Linked DNA regions of Homo sapiens: region 1 is linked to region 2. Evidence: chromatin contacts called from ENCODE Hi-C data. All regions are on one chromosome and are shown on one strand. Each heading gives the region's core, a stretch centred on a gene start or an enhancer-like site at or near the end of the contact. The rest is flanking DNA. Distances are from core to core; before and after follow the strand shown. Region 1 holds the start of MEIS1 (Meis homeobox 1). Region 2 holds the start of EHBP1-AS1 (EHBP1 antisense RNA 1).

Region 1 (6,978 bases), core at 4,462-6,961, 3.4 Mb before region 2:
CGCGTTTCCCCGCGCTGGCTCGCCCGGCCCCTCTCGAGATGAATTTATTTCCCCGGGATCTTGTCCCGGACCAGTTGTCCGTGTACAGAAACATTTGCAGCCAACCTGCAGGCACGGGAAGACCGGTCTAGAAATCTCAGGGCTCTCAAAGCAAAGCTGAGGGCGTTGGAGGTGGGAGGTAGGGGGTCGGGGGCGGGGGAGGGAAATAGGGGTCCGCTCTTACCAAGTTATCCAGTTCTGGATTAGAAGAAAATAGAGGTTTTTCTGCGCGAATCTAAATACAAGTGAGAAGGAGAGGGGAGAGGGAGGGGAGAGAAAAAAGAAAGAAAAATTTGAAATCTGGTCGCCTTCCTAGTTTCTTGCCTCATTACACTGTCGGGGGCAGGAAGTAACCCTCCGGGAGGGACCCGGTGACACCGAGTTCGTCCCGCGCAGAAACATTTCAGTGTGAATTAAATAAGCTGAAAACAAGCCCAGAGCTCAATCTTACTTCTACTAGCAACTACGGCTCTCGGGGAGGCTGCTCAGACCGCCGAGTCCACAGCAGCTACAACCGTGGTGTTCTTGATTTTATTCTGCAGAGTGAGCTCTCCACGTTTGCTTTCTGGAGGGTGAGTGGGGATGCAGATGGGTGATTTTAAGTTATCTGCAAACAGACACTCAGACAGAGAGAAAATCTGAGGTTGGAGGTAACATGCATGGCTTAAGGCCGACTACGTGCTGGCTACTTTTGAAAGTGTGCCGTGTGTGTGTGTGTGTGTGTGTGTTCGCGCGCGCGCGCGCGCGTGTGTGTTGGCGAAGGGGGGGCTCTCTTTTTGTTTCTTTTACTTTTTAACATCTATTTTGCTGACCTGTTTGGCGAACACGGCTATATCTTCATTGAATGACTCTGACGAGCAGACGTCCCCGCCCGCCACCCCCGGCTCGCGGGGGGTACAAGTAGCTAATTCACATTTCTCAAAAATCAGTGCTAAGAGAGGGAAGAGGGGGTGTCTGCAAGAAAATACAACAGTCACAAACAACATAATGGTTAGTCCCCAGTCAATGGAAAAAGGTGCCCAAGAAAAACAGCTGGAGGAGCAAGAGGAACAGACCCCCTCTCCGATTGTGTCATCTACTTTTTTCCTTTTCCTCCCCCTCCCCCAGACCCAGGTGACCGCTCACCTCCCCTTCCTCCTGGAGCCCTGAAGTCGGAGGCCCTGAGCCATGGACGGTATCTGAGGATCGGTTTAGCGTATCTGGCCGGAGAAATTGGCAACATTTGCTACGAATAAAACCCAAGCGTTTCCAGCAGCCATTTTGAATTAAGTTTCCCACCCGACAAGCCCTCGTCCCCTCCACTGCACATCCAGGATCCGGTGGAGGAGAAAGGCGCCGGGCGGAGAGTTGGGGAGGGCTGGTTCCTGCGGGTTCCTCCTAGGCGGCCGCGCGAAGCCCAGGCTCGGGGGATCTCGGTGGCAGGCGCTCAGCTAACTTGGGGAAAGGACGTCCATGGCCGTGGGGCCGACTGTCAACGGGCTGCACCTAGGGATCCCAACCCCAAGGCCCTCGGAGAGCCGGGAGGCTCCTCCTCAGCTCCACGCACATTCCCCTCCCTTCGCTGATAGCCCCCACCGCCCCCCAAAGAAAGTTCCTTCAAATGTTCCTGCAGTAGAGCCTTTCATTTTGTCTCTGCGAAGTGGCAAAGCAGCTAGTATTGCGAGGGGCCTAGATGTCGCTTGTCTCAGCCCATAAAAAAGAAAAAAAAAAAAAAAAGAAGAAGAAGAAGAAAGAAAGAAAAGCTTCTTCTAATGCCCAAGGAGGTATCTCAAGTCTTTTATTAGCTCTCACAGCTCAGCTGGGAATTTAACAGTTTGGGGTCCTTTACAAAGCTTCCCCAAATGTTCTGTCCCAGAGCCTAAACCACTTGTAGTTAACTCTGCGGACAGAACGGTGGGAATTAAACAAGCCCATCGCACAAGGGATCAGAAAATAAAATAAAAAGATTATATATATTTTTTTTTCCAGCGAGGGAGGGTCAGTGTGTCCTGATTTTTTAAAAATAAATAAATAGAAATAAAAGTTTCTGCAAAGTAAAAAGAGGTTCCCAAATTCATCGGCACACAGTAGGCACAAGTGAGTTTCAAAGGATTCTACTAGCCCAGGGTCTAATCGAATGGCGGAGGAGAAAGCAGTATAAACCGCAGCCAGAAAACAACCTCCGAGGAAGAGCACCCCGAATTTACTTATTTCTAAATCCTGCAGGTTTCGCCTTTGAGCACAAAGTGCTAAAACATCTAGAAGTTTCTTAATGTGTGTAACAATTCAGAGCAAGCTCCTCTCCTTGACTTCAGTGGTCAAACTCCCTAAATGCAAAACATGTTCCCCCTTGCTTGACCTGCAACTGTCCTGCTTTGGTTTTATTGTGCAGTGGCAGAGCCAGCATAAGGCTGCTGAGTAAACTCAGCAAGTCAGAACAATCAGTGGCTTAAAAGAGATTTTCCCTTAAACTAAAAGTTTCGTTACAACACAAAGGCGCCTGCATTTAGAAACCCCTAACGCTCTCGGGCGAAATCGAGCGAGGGAGGACTCCAGCCCGCTGAAGGAGTCTGAGAGGGGACAAGGGCCCTTTAGCCAGCTTCTTCTCATCTGGGACCCCCTTGCGGGCACTGCCATGGTGGAGCAGGGCACTGGATGTGCACAGAGTGTGTATGGGGATGTAGGGCTTCAGGGATGGCAGGCCACCTCCCCAAATTATCCATGAAATGTGAATGAAAAGTCACCAAAGATGTACCTCCAATCCAGAGAACTCTGACTTTCCTCTTACCAAGGGCACAGAGAAAGAGGGAAGCGTTGAGTCTCAACTACTTAACCTGCTGCCCATTGTACCTACCCATAAATGGCATCTTTATCTCTCTTTAAAGCGTCATTGACAGAGGAGCCCATGCTGGGGGCCATGGCGTTGGTATGAGCTGTGTGCGGGTACTGATGCGAGTGCAGAGGAGGCCCGTGGTTCAGGTGGTGGACCGGCTGCATGGACCTGGCTGCATGCGGGTCCCCATACATCGTGGAGGGGATGCCTACTCCATCCATGCCCCCGTAATGGGGTAGATCGTCGTACTGCATGACAAACAGGAGAGAAAGAAGGTTCAGGAGGCCAGGCGGGCAAATGGGAGAACGGCAAGGCACCGAGCTTATATAAGGTCAATACAGCTGGGTCCTTCCACCCGGAATTCGGTGGCCTTGCATCTATAAAGCTGAGTTTTTCTTATTTTAAAATTAAAGCTTTAAGTAAAAAATACAGAATTCTCAGCGAGACTCGTCTGGGATGAATGATCTTGCCCTAACTTGTGTCCCTATCAACTAGTTTAGAAATTCAGGCTCCTTTGGCAAGAAGGAAAGAAGAAAGAAAGAGAGAAAGAGAAGCATTCTCCCGAGGGTAGAAGGTGAAACGGGCATGTCTCTGGAGGAAGAAATTCAAAATCACAATAATAAAACGTGCCAGGACACTGCAGCAAACCCGCCTAGTTTCACAGCCCCTTCACATCAGGGGGAATTAAAAAAAAAAAAAAAAGTTACGATGGGAACAGCTACGCAAAGCACGTGAATTTAGACAGGCTTCTCATTTTATTTCCCTGCCAGCGTGAGGTTAGGCAGTCCTACAAGACACTGCATTTCTTTTGCTTTCCAAGACAAACTCTGCTAAATTATACAAAACTAACTGACCCCTTATAAGTGAAACTCAAAGGAGGGTAGCTTTTCCTGAACATCAGAGCTGAATTTAGAATTGGGCAATTCCCCACCCCCAAAGTTAAAGAAAATCTATAGTTGAAGCAGCTAATATTCTATTTTCTTATTTACTCTTATGAACTTTGTTTCCAGACTAGAAGTCAAGGAGGCAAATGTTACTCACCAGGTTTAAAGCAAATTCAAAAGCAAATGCACAACTTTCCATCTTCCTCTTCCAGAAAAAAAAAAAAAAAACTACTTTCATATTGATTGTCATTATTTTGTGTGTGTGAAATTTAGCTATTTAGGTTTTTCTAATTGGTTCATTCCAGGCAGTTATTTTCCCAAGATTTGGAGGCGCTGAGAGTGAAATGATTTTCAAAGAAAGGAGGAATTGCCACTTTCATCTCCTTAAAGCCAGAGGTGTGAAAAGAGTTTGGAAGAACGCTGACATTTGCCTGAACCAAAGGAGTAAAGAAAACTGTGTCAGCCTAGTAACTTTCTTTTGCAAACAGGGCTTTGAGGGCCAGGACACAAATTATGCAAGGAAGGCTTTTTGTAGACCCCCTTTCTTTTAAGAAACTACCTCAGTTGGGTTGTCATTGTCTCACTTTACTCTCACTGCATTTCCATTGAAAAAGGAATATGGGGAAATTAGTATTGCATTTTTAAAGTGAGTAACTGTGTGCTTAGTATTCAATTAGTAGAGGGCTTATCTAAGAGAAACTTGCAAAATATTGCCTTGTATACAAGTCTATACAAATTGAAATTACTATAAAAAGATGAATGTTTTCTGACCAAAAAATTGGCTATACTATGACAAAGTTATTTCCTTTAAAAAGCTGAATACTTCTAGTGATATTAAAGATGAGCATAATCAATAACATATCAGAAGTTTCCAGCTGCATATTTTAGTTTAAACATAACTTTAAACTTCTGATCTCTGAATGTTCAAATTACAGCTTTAGGTATCTAGCTTTTTTAAAAAAAAACCCAGATGATTGTTTGAGCTTGCATTTTTATTTATATAGCTGCTGGTTAGGAATCTATAGATAAATAGATTCCTTTAATTAACAACTCCAAGTAACATACATAAGTCTACAAATGCATTGAATAAATCCTCTCGCTTAGGCCACGGCTTTAGGAGCCTCATTTTTTAAAAGAGAGAGAGAAAAAAAGGAAACTTTTTAGCAGTGTCTTTCGGCCACGTTTCAATTTAATCTCACATTTGAGTTCCACAATTGTTTTTTAATACGTACCCTTTGCGCCATCGGCCTCTCTGGCTCCCTTCCTACTTCAACTTCTAATATATCCTCTTTAAGGCCAGTGTGAAAAGAAACAAATATTCAAACTCCCCCGGAAAAAAAAAAAAAAAAAAAAAAAAGCACGACGAAAAATCCCTTAACGTCTCCAGCAACGTGAGCTACTGGTCCCAGATCTTCGGTCTACGGGACCTGAAGCAAAGCGCCCGAGTCACTGAGCATAAAAGCGCTCCGTTTCCAAGACAGCAGCGGGGGCAAAAAAAAGCAGATCTTCTCTCCCCCAAAAATCAGTTTAAAAAAAAAAAAAGAAAGAAAGAAAGAAAAGGAAAAAAAAGAGCGCCCCTCAGACCCAACTACCAAATCTCATGGCTTTCTGCCACTCCAGCTGTCAATCACAGGCGAGGTTGTCAACGTGGTGAATGAATGATCATCCGCTCTGTCTTCTTCTGGTCAGAACACCTCAAATGTTAATATTCAAATGCACAAAGCCCTAGCGCTCGCTTCCCTTGAATCAGTCCTAATTCCTAATCAGTTTCTCTCTTCTCTCTCTCTCTTTCTTTCTCTCCCTCTCTCTCCCTCTTTGCAAGTGCTGCACTGGAAGGAGATTAGAGAAGGAGGGTTAAAAAAAATGTCTGTCTGAGTTTGTCTTAAAGGAGCCACGATCGATGCTGCCCGCTTGCAGTCCCCGTGCGTGTGTAAAGTGTGTGTTGCACAGGCGGAGAGGTGGATTCCGACCAGAATGCTAGAACCCGGAAGTAGTGGTGGCCATAACAGGTCGCGTCTTACACAATGCATTGGGCTGCAGCAAGTAGGCTCCTCGGCAGGGGTGGGTGCGCGAAGCGAGCTCTGGCCGCACTGGAGAGGCAGAGAGGCGCTCCATTAAATCGCACGCCCAGGCACAAACACCACACACCCAGGGCACACGCACACAAACGCAGGCAGTAGCCCGCGGCCGCCAGCTTTATTTTCAGTATTCTTTTCTCTCCCTCCCCCTGCAGACTCTCTCCCCAAAGCCGACTCTCTTGAAATAAATTGGGAATCAACGCCGGGCAGGCAGCAGCGGGAGTTATTTTGCACAGGGCTCCGCGCATAGACTTCATGACTTTCCTCGAAATTATTGGGGTCTGCCAGTGTTTTTCGGGGCAGGGGGTGATGCGCAAAGTACTGAATTCTCAGAACTAAACACTGCAAGGAGAAAAGTCAAAGCGGGATCGTGGAGGAAAAGGAGGGAGAAGCCAGGTTGGGAAAGCCTCTGCTAAGGAGTCCTGAGAACATGGGGTTGAGGTGGCTCGGGCTTTCTGCAGACCCAGCTTAGAGGTTTCTTTGCTGTTAGAGGTGGACGCCCGGCCGGGGGAAAGAAAATGCTAGCATTTTGTCACTTCGGGTCTGGACTCCCCCACCTCCTAGCCCCGGCGGCTCCCAGCCCCAGCCCAGGCGTCCTGCGCGAAGTAGAGAGGAAGGGAGGGAACAATGAGCTGAGCGCGGGGAATGTGCCCCCAGCGCCTGTTTACAAACACCAAGCTATTTATGATCGTCGGAAAGCGAAACCCGGCGCGGGCTCGCAGCAGCCCAGACCTCGCGGGCGGAGCCGGGGCCGGGGAGCCGCTGGGAGGGAGGCTCTTTCTCCGACCCGCTCGGGGTGAGGCGGCCGTGCGCCCAGGGCGCGGCGCGGCGCGGCGCGACGCTGCCGGAGTGCTAGGCTCCGGCTGCAGCCACCGCTGCCTTTGTCTTAGAGGCGCCGAGGGGCTCCAGCCTCGACCTCTCCCGGGCCTGTAAGAACCTCGCGCCCCACTAGCTCTTTCTCCAGCGAAGCCCTGCCCTCACCACCCCAGACATCCTTCCCCGCGCTCCTCTTTCCCGTCCCCAACCCGGCTCGGCGAAACCTCCCAGTGCCAGAGAAAAAGAAATCCGCTTCGGAAGCTGAGATTTCAGACAAAAGCTGCCTGTACCTACAACTCGGAGGCTCCAACCAACCACTGTTTTTTGTTTTGTTTTGTTTTTAACTTTA
Region 2 (6,275 bases), core at 3,036-5,535:
GGGAAGGCAGGTTACAGAACTGCGCAGGGTGGTCAACTGGGATCCACAAGGCCTTAGCCCAGAAACCACAGTTACTTTGAAAAGTAAAGTTTTCTGGGTCGTCTGGCTCTAGGGTTGGAATGAGCCAAAGACACTGGTAGGGAGTCCATAGGAGTAAGGAGAAGTTAAAAGCAGGGCCAGGCTGGGGAGGTCAGAGCCAGAACCGCGGAGTGTACAAGCTCCCAAGTCCAGGCAAAATTCTGAATCCGGCAGAAGCCAGCTTCATGTTGCACAAGCAAAGGTTCACTTGGTGCCCGGACGGCAGGCCGCCCAGAGCATGAGGCGTTGTTTCATTTTGTTTCACGTGTTTTTGAAAAGGTAGAGACTACAAAGGGCCAATGTGGAGGGCTAATTGCACTTCTTGTCCACTTAGACACTTGGTTCCTTTAAAGGTCTCCAGGGCTGCGCCCCTGCCCCAGATCCCGCAATCACCACTCCAGCTGACCTCTCTGTGCCCAGCCACTGAAAGATCGCTGACGCGAAATCCCACCGCACCTCAACCGCAGTAACGGGCCCAGGCTTCGCAGAGGGCCAGAGGACGCCGAAGGGGCCACTGTAGAGGGGGGCGACCCCAAGATGCGGCCTGAGGTCGGGAGCGCCTCAGCTGCGGCCAGCGTCCTTCGTTGCCAGCGCGCACCCGGCCTTCTCTCTGCCCAGTCTGGGCTGCGGACCGCAGGGTCCCAGCAGGGGGTGAAGGGTGACTGGCCTAGCACCTCAAAGGGTCTCGGGGATTTGTGAAGCCGGAGGGCAGCAAGTCGCGTGCTGCCATCCTTGTAGCTGAACCCGCGGCCCCAGGACACGGTCGAGAACAGAGAACTAGGCCTCAGCGGCGTAGCCCACGCAGACCCGAGCTGGGAGGTCGAAGCCTCGCCCCCGCCGCTGCCGGGAACCCGGGGTGCCACTCTCAGGGGTCAGGGAGGGGCGCTGGAAACTGGGCCTGGGGCCCTGGGGGGCCATCGCTACACCCCGCTTAGCGGGATCGCTGTGAAGCAAGCCAGGGACTCGGGCTAGGACGTTCAAGGAGAGAAGTTAGAGCTAAAGAAGCTCCCCCCAGCCCCGTTCCCGCCCCCGTCTTCTGGGACCCAAGACCTGGGCTGAGGGAGTCCAGCTTGTAGGAAGGGGACCGGAAGGGAAGCAGCCAGGGCTCTAGGGCCGAAGGAAAATGGGACTCAAAGCTGCGACGGCTTTGCGAAGCTGCAGCGTGAGTTTTCAAAGACTTTCTCCAAACTTAGCACTTCAGCTTGGTTACTTCGGAGGAGGCGGGGGAGGGGGCTGCGGGCCGCGACAGCGCCCCGGGGTCCTCGGCTCACCAAGAGGGGAGCCAGGCCGCTCCCACAGCCCCGACCACCTGCTGGGGACCGGGGAAGCCGGGATCCATTTGAGGAGGGGGAGATAAGGGTAACCAACGCGCTCCCGGAGTCCGGGGTGGCCCCGCGGCTTTCTCCTTACCTGCCCTCAGCTGCCGGGGCCGTTCACCATCTACCTGGATCTCTCACAGAGACCCGCCGGGCAGCCAACCTGCAAAACAGAGCAGCACTGGAATTACCCTGGCGGCTGGTCTAGGACCCCCAGGTTTCTTTCTTTTCCCAACTTCCTTCTTCCCACCTCTATCTTTTTTTTCAATGGCTTTGTGCGTGTCCTTCTGGGTTTCACTTTATTGCACAGACACTTTGTTTGCTAAGCCCCACACGTTCTCAGGACATTGCCTCGCCTGGGATCGCGCCGAGGGGCCGCAAGGGGGGGAATTCGAGGGGCAGAGTTGGGAGGTGGCTCGGCGTTGCCGCGGCACTCCCGGTGCAACGTGGAGGCAGTGGGGACTGGGAAGTCCTGCAGAGTCACTTTGCAAACTAAATAAATCAAGCGATTTACCTTGTCGGAGTGGCTTGTCTTGCTCGGTTGTTTAGGTGATTGGAAATGTAGCCTGATGAAGATTGATCACCTTTCTACTGCCCTCCCCGGGTATGTGAACGCGAGGCGAGTGCGTAACGGGGCTAGGCCGCCAATCGGGGGCCCCGCGCGGGCTGAGTGACAGGGAGCCGGGCAATGGCTGCGCGAGCCGGGGGTTACCTCCGCGCGCCCCCGCCCTCCCCCGCCCCCCACACCCCGCCCTCCCCGCCCTCCCGCCCCGCCCCGGTCGCGCGCTAACTCCGGGACTCGGCTGGCAAAAGCGGCGCAGAGCTAGGCGAGGAAGGCGAGCGGAGAGCCCGAGTCCTGGCCGCGGAGGGGGCCGTGGGTCTCCAGGCCTGCCCTGGGCGCCCCCGCCCTTCTCGCGCTCTCGGCGCTCCGGAGGGAGTGGCAGGGAGGAGGCGAGGTGCTGGAGAACCGGTTCCTTCGCTCTCCCGCGCGCTACAGGGCTCAGCCGCTCGGGTGTGGGCGCCAGGACCCGGGGGCGGCGGGCTGGAGGAGCCCGGGCCTCGGCCCCTCTCCCGGCGCCGCGGGCCCCAGCGTTTTCTTCCCCGGCGCCGCCACCTGAGACCGACGCCGCGGGCTGCTCGTGCCGGCGCAGGCTACTTTGCAGAGCGCGGGAGCAGCTCCGGGCGTGCAGATCTCTCCTCGGCCCCTCCGGACTCTCGCGCCTGGGAAGAGCACCCACTGGGAGGGCGCCGCCACTTACCTGCTTGCTCGTCGGCATCTCCCGGGGTTCCAGGTCCCCACCAAGGGTGTTTGCAAGTCTTAAGCGCTTCTACTGAAACGTTGGAGCCCAGCGTCCTCTTCCCCTCACACGTACACCCTACTTCTTAATTGAAACATTTTGATAGGAAAGTTTCTTTTTCGCTCTTTCTCTCTCTTTCTTAGACTGCCTCTAACAGGGACTTTTTGATGGAAAATGTGGCCACAGACCCCTGCCCTCAACTTTTTTCCACATGCTGCGTAAGGATCCTCCTTGAGGCGATTTCCCCGGATTGTTCGTACGGGCGAAGCCCATTTCCCACCCGAAAAAACTTCCCAAACACGTCTACCTGGGTGGACTTTTAAAAGTGCAAAAAAGAGTTTTCGTTCCAACTCTAAGCTAGGCGAATCTTTTAAATGGCACCTCCTCCTGAAAATTAGGCACTTTATTCCCTTTCGAGGAATTTCTACCCCTTGTTTCTAATCTCCCCCACTCCCCCACCCCGACAGGCGGGGTAAAAAGTTTGCACAGGATTAAGTGTGAGGGCAAGTCAAGGAGCCTCCAGGCGCATCGCAGTGGGGAGCACTCGCGCTGCCCGGGCTGCGGGGTCGGGCGCCGAGAGCGGACCGGGCGCTGGGTGAGGAGGAGGAGAACGAAGGGGGAGCCCGCTGAGTGAAAAGGGGCCGCGGCCGCCGCTCATCAAAGTGCTTCCCCCTCCCCCAAGCGACACTTTCCTTTGGAGTCCGAATAAAATACGGTAACAGAATATGATGGAGGGCACACTGTTTCCTTAACTGCTTCTCAAAGGACCCGGGAGATCTTCTTAGGACCTTTAATAAGGCTTTGGTCGGTTCTTTTGTTGATCTCTCAAAATCAACTCCTTCTAATTGAAGTTGGAGCTGAAAGCGAGCTAATGTTCAAAGAAAGTGGCCGCCAGACCAACGAAATTACATTTTTTTTTTGACGATGAGGGAACATCTAATCAAAGAGGCAGGGGAGGAGGGGTGGGAGTGGGGGCGTACGAAGGAGAAAAGGAGGTTTTACAAGATCCTTCTCTGGTTCACAAAAGTCAGCGACACGGGCGCTTCTCTACAGAACAAAGACACCGCGGCCCATTCACAAAAGGGAGAGAAAGAGAGAAAGCTGAATAAAAGAACGAGAGAAATGGGGAAAAAATGAGAGAGAGAAGGAGGGAGAGAGTGAGTGAGAAAGAAGCTTTAAGAGGAAAAGAAACAGTGCAGAGCGCAGCGCTAACCCAGGCGGGGACACACCTTAGGCTCGCGCAGGCCCCTACCAGGAGTAGCCCGCGAGGCCCGCGGTCAGCCGCCCGCGGCTCGGAGCCACTGTGATCGTGCTGAGGTTTAAAGAAAGCAACGAAATATACCCCTTCCTTAGGTTCCGAGGAAAGGCGCCGGCTGGAGCGCACTAGTTTTGGGGGAAAGAATATGCGGACGTCCCGGGGTGCGCTTCGCCGGCGTCCGCGTCCATAGCCCGGCGCTGCCCTAGTCCCGGCCAGTCCGCTGTGTGCCGGGGTTGGCCCTCCAGTGCCGGGGCGCGTGACCTTGCCCCATTCCTCCACCTTAACTCATTCCTCCCTCCACCAGGCCCTGTTTCGCCTGCAGCCTCAGCACCTGACCTGGGTCCGGCGCAGCGAGGTGGGACGGCAGTGCGCTCTGGAATGTGCCAGCGCGGTCCCCGGGGTACGCCTCGCGGGAGGCCGGCGCTCTCGGTTCCAGATGCTGCCACCATTCTCGGGGAAGTTGGGAGGTATCAAGTAGCACGGATTTTTTTTTTCCTAATTAGAGTATTTATCTAATCCCAAATTGCAGGCGAATTTTCTTAACGCTCAGCCCATAAAACCCCAGGATTAAGAAAAGAAAGAGGAGAGGGGGAGAGGGAGGAGAGTGGAGAGGGAGAGAGACTGGGATGAAAGTTTCTTGAAAGCAGCGCAGAGGATTGAGGCGGCCGTCGCTAGGCAAATGTCCAGGTGGGAGATGCTGGGCCAGAAGCCATGACCGTTCCAGCATCGGCCGCGGTGCGGGAAGGGGAAGTGGGGACACCACTGGAGGAGGTGAAGCCGTCCAGCTCAAGGCCCTCGAGCCGGGAAGGGGCGAGGGAGCTGGGTGTGGAGACAAGGATCCAGCATCCAGGTGACCTCCAGGCCCGGCCAGGCTCTGGAGGACACTTGGGACAAGGGGAGGGCTTTGGATCTGAGGCCGAGGGATCTGACCAGGGGCGGAAGTTCTGCTCCGGCCCGCAGACTGTGCCCAAGCAAGCCCGCTGCCAACGCCCCTGCTCCTCTGCGACCCTCGGACCGATAGTCTCTTTTCCCGCAGCGCGGGCTTTCGAGTTCCGGGTCCTCCGGCGTGCTGGGCTCGTGCCCGTTCTCGGGAGCCAGCGTCTGGGCACCACGCAGCGATGTCCGGATGCAGCGCCCTTGCCGCGGGCCTTACCCCGCCAGGCGCCGGAGTCCACGCTCCACCGCCGCTGAGGGGCGTTCGGGCGCCACCGAGCAGCCCAAATTGAAACCCCGAGAGGCTCGGGACTAAAGCTGAAGGGGCAGGTAGAGGGGCCGCCCGGCGGTCCCAGACCATCCTAGCAAATCTGGGGCGAGGGAAGGGTTGTCAGTTGGCCGATTGGGAGCGGCTTCGGGAGCGAAGGAGCTGCTTTTCGGCGAGGCCCCTCGGGAGTGAAGGTTCCTCGAATCAAGCGTAAACTGGGTGGGTGCTGTTGGCCGCCCAGGCCCCAGGCTGCTTGGGGCGGGCGATTTCTGTCTGCTGAGTTTTCCCGGGGTTAGAACGGGATTCTGAGAGCGTTCCCCAGAGAGCAGCAGCTCTCTCTCTGCTCTCGTGCTCGAATAAAGAGGGCAAATACCGACTTCATTTACTTAAAATAACTTTTCAATAACTTAAAAGAAATGCTCATCATGAAGGAATTCTACCGTAGCAAGTTTTTATCATTTTGAAAGACTGGCAACTGGAGGTGGCTGCATACTTGGAACGAAATTTGTTTGTGTGCACATACATACGATCTACGCTGAAGTATAAATGCTAGTGGACTTTTTTCTCTAAGTTTCTGGACTTGTTGAACAAGCTTTCTTTGTTTGGACACCCCTGTGGGGGAATGAAGGAAACTAGCATAGAATCGCTTTTTTTTTTTTTCTGTAGCCTAGAACTTCTTGTTAAAAGTTCTCTTTCCCTCATTTCATACACACATACCTGCATACATTCTCCCCGCCCCCCAACAATAACCCTCTTCCTTTCACTTCAGTACCTACAGACTTGCCGGTTATCAGAAGACACGACTCTCCCTAATACGACTTCAAAACTCTAACAATTCAAAGTAATGACGTGGAAAATTCAAGATATAAATATTGGTTTTTCATTGGTGTGGAATCACAAATTTCCTCAAATCTTTAGCAGAGATGACCCTTTACAAAAGACATGATAGTTTATACTGCTTAAGAATATGACTAATTACTTTTCAATTCGCATTCGTGTGTCAGTAGGGCCCCCTCTGGGATGGTGTAAACTTATTCAGCTTCAAATGCAGCCCAGTATCCTGCCCTAAGTTCCAGAGGACCATTTTCCACATGAAAAGTCTTACGGATAGACAAACTTCCATT

What was found. Hi-C counts contacts between places; a loop is a spot of excess contacts on that map. Pooled maps may share reads with other maps.
Region 1: a map of naive thymus-derived CD4-positive, alpha-beta T cell shows a loop between it and region 2 (19-fold over the local background). The contact joins the promoter of MEIS1 here to the promoter of EHBP1-AS1 in region 2. A Hi-C loop is called at or near these places in 1 of 168 maps with a recorded cell type or tissue (naive thymus-derived CD4-positive, alpha-beta T cell), 8 of 37 single-sample maps with no recorded cell type and 11 of 50 pooled maps.

Annotation. Positions count from the first base shown.
Region 1 is chr2:66,433,858-66,440,835 of GRCh38, reverse strand. MEIS1 (Meis homeobox 1) reads right to left here and starts at 5,711. Exons shown (of 13, transcript NM_002398.3): 1 at 4,968-5,711; 2 at 2,873-3,099; 3 at 852-993; 4 at 224-274. The coding sequence starts at 4,979. MEIS1-AS2 (MEIS1 antisense RNA 2) reads left to right here and starts at 506. Exons shown (of 2, transcript NR_046625.1): 1 at 506-611; 2 at 1,147-1,749. RefSeq lists enhancers at 196-1,395, 5,752-5,851, 5,439-6,315, a promoter at 5,413-5,953 and a silencer at 6,560-6,659.
Region 2 is chr2:63,046,531-63,052,805 of GRCh38, reverse strand. It overlaps EHBP1-AS1 (EHBP1 antisense RNA 1), which reads left to right and starts at 4,285. Exons shown (of 4, transcript NR_033389.1): 1 at 4,285-4,417; 2 at 6,156-6,275. It overlaps OTX1 (orthodenticle homeobox 1), which reads right to left and starts at 1,976. Exons shown (of 5, transcript NM_014562.4): 1 at 1,909-1,976; 2 at 1,489-1,557. RefSeq lists a silencer at 1,951-2,610 and enhancers at 2,727-3,474, 3,475-4,224, 2,838-4,246, 4,225-4,973.